Linked DNA regions of Homo sapiens: region 2 is linked to region 1. A link is an interaction called in ENCODE POLR2A ChIA-PET data of the cell type or tissue named here. Cell type or tissue: GM12878. All regions are shown on one strand.

The links. ChIA-PET counts read pairs that join two places held together with the same protein. Peaks named below come from ENCODE experiments on the same cell type or tissue, not always from the same donor. Only the 100,000 strongest peaks of a DNase experiment are listed, where the experiment ranks them.
Region 2: POLR2A ChIA-PET joins it to region 1 with 8 read pairs; 14 of 35 experiments call an interaction of 5 or more read pairs at or near these places.

The regions. Positions count from the first base shown.
Region 1 is chr20:49,800,821-49,804,820 of GRCh38, forward strand. No RefSeq gene overlaps it. Among named protein-coding and RNA genes, the nearest start is that of SLC9A8, 10 kb to the right of the region's middle. RefSeq lists an enhancer at 2,121-2,250. In GM12878, a CTCF peak has its summit at 1,882; DNase peaks (open chromatin) are centred at 171, 1,271 and 1,851; H3K4me3 peaks cover 1,249 bases; H3K27ac peaks cover 1,450 bases.
Region 2 is chr20:49,697,012-49,701,011 of GRCh38, forward strand. The region is part of intron 1 of B4GALT5 (beta-1,4-galactosyltransferase 5); the gene reads right to left. Among named protein-coding and RNA genes, the nearest start is that of B4GALT5, 15 kb to the right of the region's middle. In GM12878, no CTCF peak of the experiment used is centred here; a DNase peak (open chromatin) is centred at 2,442; H3K4me3 peaks cover 1,572 bases; H3K27ac peaks cover 2,805 bases.

The sequences.
Region 1 (4,000 bases):
CCCATAGATATGAGTCATCCTTTTTAGTGCCTGCACTTATTCTTCTATTACTAGATAATTGGGCTTTTTCTAGTTTCCCCCTACTAGGAAATAGAGAGAAACTTCCCTTTTGGGCTTTAAATTAGACAAGAAAATATGCGGTTAGATGTCACCACAACTTGTACTTCTTTTTTTTTTTTTTTTTTTTGAGACAGGGCTCGCTCTGTCACCCAGGCTGGAGTGCAGTGGTGCGATCACAGCTCACTGCAGCTTTGACCTCCCAGGCTCAATCTATTCTCCCGCCTCAATCTATTCTCCCACTTCAGCCTTCTGAGTAGTTGGGACTACAAGTGCACACCACCGTGCCTGACTATTTATTTCTCTTTTCTGTAGACATGGGGTCTCACTGTGTTGCCCAGGCTAACAACTGGTATTTCTAACCCAGGAGAAGCAACGAAGGGCTCAGCCCTACTTTGAAGCAATCGCCCCATTATGCACATATATATTGACTGGGGGAGGTTATTTTATTTAAGAAACATCCATGAAGTACTTATGTGCCAGACAGACATGGCTTCAAGAACTTCTGAATAGGCTGGGCACGGTGGCTCACGCCTGTAATCCCAACACTTTGGGAGGCCGAGGCGGGCGGATCACGAGGTCAGGAATTCGAGACCAGCCTGGCCAACATGGTGAAACCCCGTCTCTACTAAAAATACAAAAACTTAGCTGGGCGTGGTGGTGGGCGCCTGTAATTCCAGCTACTTGGGAGGCTGAGGCAGGAGAATTGCTTGAACCCAGGAGGCAGAGGTTGCAGTGCAGTGATCCGAGGTCACGCCATTGCACTCCAGCCTGGGCAACAAGAGTGAAACTCTGTCTTAAAAAAAGAAAAAAAGAAAAAAGAACTTCTGAATATTAGCTCACTTCACCCAAAAATAATACTCTGAAATACATACCAGGGAAACTGAGGCACAAGGGGGTTAACTTGCCCAACATGACAGAGGCAGTAAGTGGCAGTGCTGAGATCTGAACCCCGGAAGCTTGGCTCCAGTGTCTGGGTTCTTAACTCCCAATCAGCCTCTCTGTCTACCCCTTGGCCCAAGAGAGCTGGCCCGCCCTGGGGTACTCAAAGCAAACCCACTTTCAGCTGAGGACTGACGGCAGCAAGGTGAATATATCTATTTTTCCTTTTAAGTGATACTCATGTATTAGCTCACAGTTCTGTAGGTCCTAAGCTCATGCAGGCTCTGCTGTGTTATACGTTCAGGGCATCACATGGCTGAAGCAGAGATGTCAGCTCACTGGAGTCCTCATCTGGAGGCTATGGGAGGAATTGGACTCTTTTCAGATTGTTGGCAGAATTCAGTTCCTTGCAGCTGTAGAACTGAAGCCCCCATTTCCTTACTTGCGATTCTCTCTGCAACTAGAAGCTTCCTGCATTCCTTGTCCTGTGGCCCCTTCTTTTTTTTGAGACAGAGTCTCGCTCTGTTGCCCAGGCTGGAGTGCAGTGGCGTGATCTCGGCTCACTGCAAGCTCCGCCTCCCGGGTTCATGCCATTCTCCTGCCTCAGCCTCCCGAGTAGCTGGGACTACAGGCGCCCGCCACCATGCCCAGCTAATTTTTTTTTTTTTGTAGTAGAGACGGGGTTTCACCATGTTAGCCAGAATGGTCTTGATCTCCTGACCGCGTGAGCCACCCATCTCGGCCTCCCAAAGTGCTGGGATTACAGGCATGAGCCACCGCGCCCAGCCTATATCTTTTTATTTATGGCAAATATTTTAACTGTCCCACAGATTTGTCTTGAATAAGAAGCAAAGAGACGGGAAAACCCCTTAGAAACAGGTGTGTAATGGGACTTTTCTTTTGTTTCAGTTTTGGTTAAGGGCTTCGTGCTGAGGTACTGTGGCTCTCTCTAGAGACAGCTGAATGTCTGCTGAGTTAGAAAAGGGGAGACTTCCCCAAACCGTCTATGAACCCTTAGCCCATCACCTGTGTTGAGGGTGTACCGGGAAGACTTGAGGATTACTGAGGGGAAAATAGAGGTTATGGAGAAAGTTTCCCCTTCATTGAAAATGCCTGGGCAGGGTGCGGTGGCTCACGCCTGTAATCCCAGAACTTTGGGAGACCGAGGCGGGTGGATCACCTGAGATTAGGAGTTCGTGACCAGCCTGGCCAACGTGGTGAAACCCCATCTCTACTAAAAATACAAAAAATTAGCTGGGCGTGGTGGTAGGCGCATGTAATGCCAGCCACTTGGGAGGCTGAGGCAAGGAGAACCCAGGAGGCAGAGATTGCGGTGAGCCAAGATCGCGCCATTGCACTCCAGCCTGGGCAACAAGAGTGAAACTCCATCTCAAAAAAAAAAAAAAGTTTGCAAAAATAAAAAAATAAAAAATAAATAAAGGGCCGGGGACAGTGGCTCACTCCTATAATCTCAGCACTTTGGGAGACACGGGCTGGCAGATCCCGTGAGCCAAAGAGTTCAAGACCAGCCTGAACAACATGGCGAAAACCCGCCTCTACAAAAAAATACAAAAATTAGCCAGGCACAGTGGTTGTGCCTGTAGTCTCAGCTACTTGGGAGGCTGAGGTGGAGGATCACCTGAGCCCAGGAGGTTGAGGCCAAAGTGAGCAGTGATTGTGCCACTGTATGCCAGCCTGGGTAACAGAGTGAGACCCTGTCTCAAAAATAAAATAAAATAAATAAAAATTAGAAGAAGAAATAATTGAAAATTCTGAAAAACATAAAATAAAAAAGGCAGTTTCCTTGGAGTTTTCTGTGCTACTGTGGACATAGCACATAGTAGGTGCTTAATCCATACTTAATGATTTATGTCAGGTGCTAGTCTAGGTACTAGACCCCCTGTGAGCCTAATGGGGATGACAGGTCACAAGGAAGTAAATTTGAAAAAGAAACAACATTGTGCTAAGTGAAAGAAGCCAGTCATAAAATGCCACAGATTTTATTCCACTTACATGAAATGTTCAGAATCCGTAAATCCATAGAGACAGAAAATAAAGTAATGACTGCCAGGGGATGGGGCAGCAGGGAGTGACTGCTGATAGGTGCAGAGGTTCTTGTTGGGGTGCCAGAAATGTTTGGGAATCAGACAGTTGTGATGGTTGCATAACATAGTGAATACACTAAAACCCACTGAATTGCACATGTTAAAATGAAGTTTTTGTTATATGAGTTGTATTTCAATATTTATTTAATTTAATTTAATTAATTAATTTATTTTTTGAGACAGTCTTACTCTGTCACCCAGACTGGAATGCGGTGGTACGATCTCGGCTCATTGCAATCTCCACCTCCCAAGTTCAAGTGATTCTCGTGCTTCAGCCTCCCAAGCAGCTGGGATTACAGGTGTGCACCAATACGCCCGGCTAATTTTTGTATTTGTAGTAGAGATGGGGTTTTGCCATGTTGGCCAGGTTGGTCTCGAACTCCTGACCTCAAATGATCCGCCTGCTTTGGCCTCTCAAAGTGTTGGGATCACAGGCATGAGCCATGGTGCCTGGGCCATATTTCAATAATAATTTCAAATATGTTTTTTTAAAAAGGACAAAACAGAGTAACTTCACATAATAGGTACCACGAGGACAAGAGAGTGAAATGCTGGAAGATGCAGTGGCTGGCTGGGGCAGGTGGGAGACGGCCTCAGTCAGGGTGCTTCCATTGTATGGGATCTGAATTATGACTAGGAGGCAGCTCTATGTATATCTAGAAGGTGATAGACAAAGGAACAGCAAGTGCAAAGGTCCTGAGCTGGGGAGGAGCATGGCATGTTCAAGGAGCAGATAAGTGAGTTGGGATGCAGGGGAAAAGGGACAAGAGACCCCTTCAGGGAAAGGGAGCTGACCAAACAGGGCCTTGCAGACTGCCAAGAGGAGTTTGGGTTTTGTTTGCAGTAAAATGGGGAGCCGTGGGATGATTTTGAGCAGAAGAGTAACATGATCTGATACATACTTCAAAAAGACTGCTTGGGCCAGGCACCATGGCTCATGTCTATAATCCCAGCAC
Region 2 (4,000 bases), 100 kb before region 1:
GATCGATGTTGTTTAATTTGTGGCTACTGAGGAATGTTACTATTCACAAATCACAAAATCTGTGCCAAAATAAGTCTTCAAAGGGATATTGTTGCCTCCTTACCCTTCTAAGCTTTGCAGTGGGCTTTGGTCAAAGCTGACATAAACAGCTAAAGAAATTAACAACAGAGTCTCAGAAGACAAGGCCAGGGGAGCCAAAAGGACACAGGTGCTACACACCCAGGCAGTTGTTGTCTGCTCCCAGAGCACCTGACTTCAGCAGCCACAGCACCTGCTCCTCAAGCGCAGCGGCGCCTTTGAGGGAGCACAGCCTGGAAGGTTTACCCTTCGCAGAGACGCTTGCTCTTGGACTTCTGGCTGTACATTCTGAGGGTTCAAATGAAGGATGGGACAATGGGAAAGCTTAAATCCTCTGGAAACGTCACTGTGATCAATGGCTTCAACCCTCCTCTACCTCATACCAGTTCACTGGAGCTGCTAACACTAAGTTTCCTTCTTTATCCGCCCATCTCTATTCCAGTGGAGCCCCGTGATTAAGGGATGGCAGAGGAAGGGGACATGTCCTTTTTTTTTTTTTTTTAACAGAAAAACACTCATTTAGATACCTGGTTTAGTAAGACATCTGAACAACATGAAACCCAACTATGTAAAAGCTTTAAAAATCCAGGTTATGAATTAGCCTAAACCTGTGCTTATGTTCCATTCTGTTTAGAGGAAGGGGGATGGAATCCCTTTCACCTTTATATTTTTCATGACAAGTCCATGGTCACATCAAAAATTACTTTTGTCTTTAACACAGTTGAAATTATTAAATGTTATCTAGACCTAACCAAATCCTATTTCCTTAATGTTATATTCAGGACAGTGAAAAAAATACTGTTTTCTTTTAGCAAAGTCTGACTTTTAAGGCTCAGTTTTTACCTGATTAAATAAACTGCCCCTGCTTTTGAGGTTAGAAAAATTACTTTTGTTCATGGGGTCCATTATACTGTACTATTAAGTTTACTTTTATATGTTTGGAAATTTCCAGCCGGGCGCGGTGGCTCATGCCTATAATCCCAGCTACTCGAGAGGCAGAGGCAGGCAGATTACCTGAAGTCAGGAGTTCAAGACCAGCCTGGCCAACATGGCGAAACCCCATCTCTAGTAAAAACTACAAAAATTAGCCGGGCATGGTGGCACGCACCTGTAATCCCAGATACTCGGGAGGCTGAGGTGGGAGAATTGCTTGAACCTGGAAAGTGGAGGTTGCAGTGAGCCGAGACGGTGGCACCACACTCCGGCCTGGGGGACAGAGCAAAACTCCATCTCAAAAAAATAAAAAAAGAAAAAAGAAAATTTCCATAATAAAATGAAACTCTTAAGGAAAAAACTGCTTTGAACATAAAGCCAACCCAAAAAGTAGCTCTTACCTAAAGTGAATTTTCCCTAGTGCCAAATGAAATTCAAATAAATCCCAATCTTCTAATTCACACAAATCTTAAGATTTCTAATACTTTAAACCAGAATGAAAAAGTCAGGTATGCCAAATTAACAATCGAAGAGAAAATTAATCCCACACCAAAGCCAAAACATTGAACTTCCTCCCACTCTCGCATTCACACACACACACAAGCATGAACCACACAATGAAGGATTCCAGTTGCCCCATCCAGACAACTGGACGCACATCACACACCTCCTAGTCATCCAGGGACCATCTTGGCAGCCTGTTTCTCATCACTACCTGCCACCCTGTGCCTGTGTTGTGGACGAGGAAGGCACGGGTAGTAGCCTAGCTTTTTATTTTTTTAAATCTCAGCAATAGAGGCAAGGTTATTTCTACCTTACATCCAAGAGTATGGAGCACAAGACTAGCTGTTTATTAATAACATGCTTATTTTCCACACCAACCACACGGTTTTCCAATTTCACAAAGTAAATACTTCCTCATCCCTCTTTAGAAAAGATGAAACAATTTATCGTAGCCTAAGCAAAAACCACCTATCAAAGCAAAGACTGGCAAGCAGATTCAAGACATAAAGGTATAGCTTTTACTATAAATTTGAAACCAACAAGAAAGCCATTAACCTAAATATTTTTCTAATCAAAAATCAGAAATGACGTTAATAGCAACATATAAGAATTACTGTATCTACCACACTTAGAATGTACTGGGGTAGATGACAATGACAATCAGTACTGATTGCCTTATGTTTATCAACTTTTTCATCTACATTTCAGGTTTCAGTGCAAGACAAACCATTAATACATTCATGACTAGCCATTTCAAAGCATTATTGTATACATACTGTACGACACAAAGTGCTTAATTGTAACTTAAAAGGTTAAAACCCATCTTGAATCCTAAATGGGCAAAAAAAAAAAAAAAAAAAAAACCCCACTAGTCATTTGCCCACAAACCAGGCCCCATATAACCATCAAGCATCTGACTGCATCGGACATGATTAATCTGAAACTGTGCTATGAATCATACAGCAGTCCTCCCTTATCTTCAAGGGATACGTTCTGAAATTCCCCAGTGGGTGCCTGAAACTGCAGGTAGTACCAGATCTAAATACATTGCTTTTTCCTATACACACATACCTATGGTAAAGTTTAAATTATAAATTAGGCACAGTAAAAGATGAATAACAATGTAAAAGGAAAATAAACTTGGGGACCCCAAACCCACTAAGTCAAAGAGAAAAGTCAAGGTAGGAACGGCATCATGCAAACCTACCTCCCTCACAATCTGCCCAATAGGAAATTCCTTGTGGACCTCAACATCCTTACCCTACAACCACTCTGCTGAATTTCACCCTGACAACGTAAATTGACAGCTTATCTTCACAGGTATAGGACAAAGGACAGAACTTAAAGTCATTCCTCTGCTTACCTGAGACAAATGCATAATCTCATCACTTCCTCTGCCCGGTAAGTATATTTTGTCTTATGTAAAAATGCAGATTCACTGAGCTAGATGAATGCATAAGGGACTATTCCTCCGCTGCCCCCCACCCTTGCCCGCCACATGTGAATAGCTGATCAAAGACTCAAAAGAATGTAACCATTTGCCTCCTATCTACCACGCCTTCCTAAAATTTCTCCCCCTTTAAATACTGAAGCCCTCAAAATCATCTTAGGAGAAAGGCACAGACCTTGGGCCTGGGTGCATGCCCTTAACCTTGGTAAAATAAACTTCTAAATAAATTGAGACCTGTCTCAGATACTTTTTGGTTTGCAACAAATATAAAATGGTTTTACAATTTGGTTTACAACAACAACAACAACAATAAAATGGAACAATTATAACAATAATAAAAGTAATTAAGTAAAGTTAATTTTTCTGAGAGAGTCTCACTCTGTTGCCCAGGCTGGAGTGATCATGGCTCACTGCTGCCTCAAACTCCCAGGCTCATGCGATCCCAAGTAGCTGGGGCTACAGGCATGTGCCACCACACCTGGCTAATTTTTATTTGTATTTTTGTAGAAACAAGTTTTCCCCCAGGTTGCCTAGGCTGGTCTCAAACTCCTGGGCTTAAGCGATCCTCCAGCCTCGGCCTCCCAAAATGCTGGGATTACAGGCATGAGCCACCACACCTGGCCATAAGATTAAAATTCAAAAGTATTACAAATAATAAAATTAAAATAAGGGTCACTTGAACACAAGCACTGTGACACCACGATGATGATGTGATAATCCAGACGACTACTAAATGTGTATACAGCGTGGGTATGCTGGACAAAGGAATGACTCACATCCCAGGCAAGACAAAGGGGGACAGAGCAGGATGGTGAAAGATTTCATCACGCCACTCAGAATGGTGCACAATTTAAAATTTGTGAAATGTTTATTTCTGGAATTTTCCATTTAATATTTTCAGAACTCAGTGAAACCACAGAAAGTGAAACTCTGGATAAGGGGGTGACTACCTTATTCACTATCATTCCTGGCAATTAAAGAATGTTAACTCCAACTGAACACCAGATGAATTGGCCCTCAATTAAACACATCTGT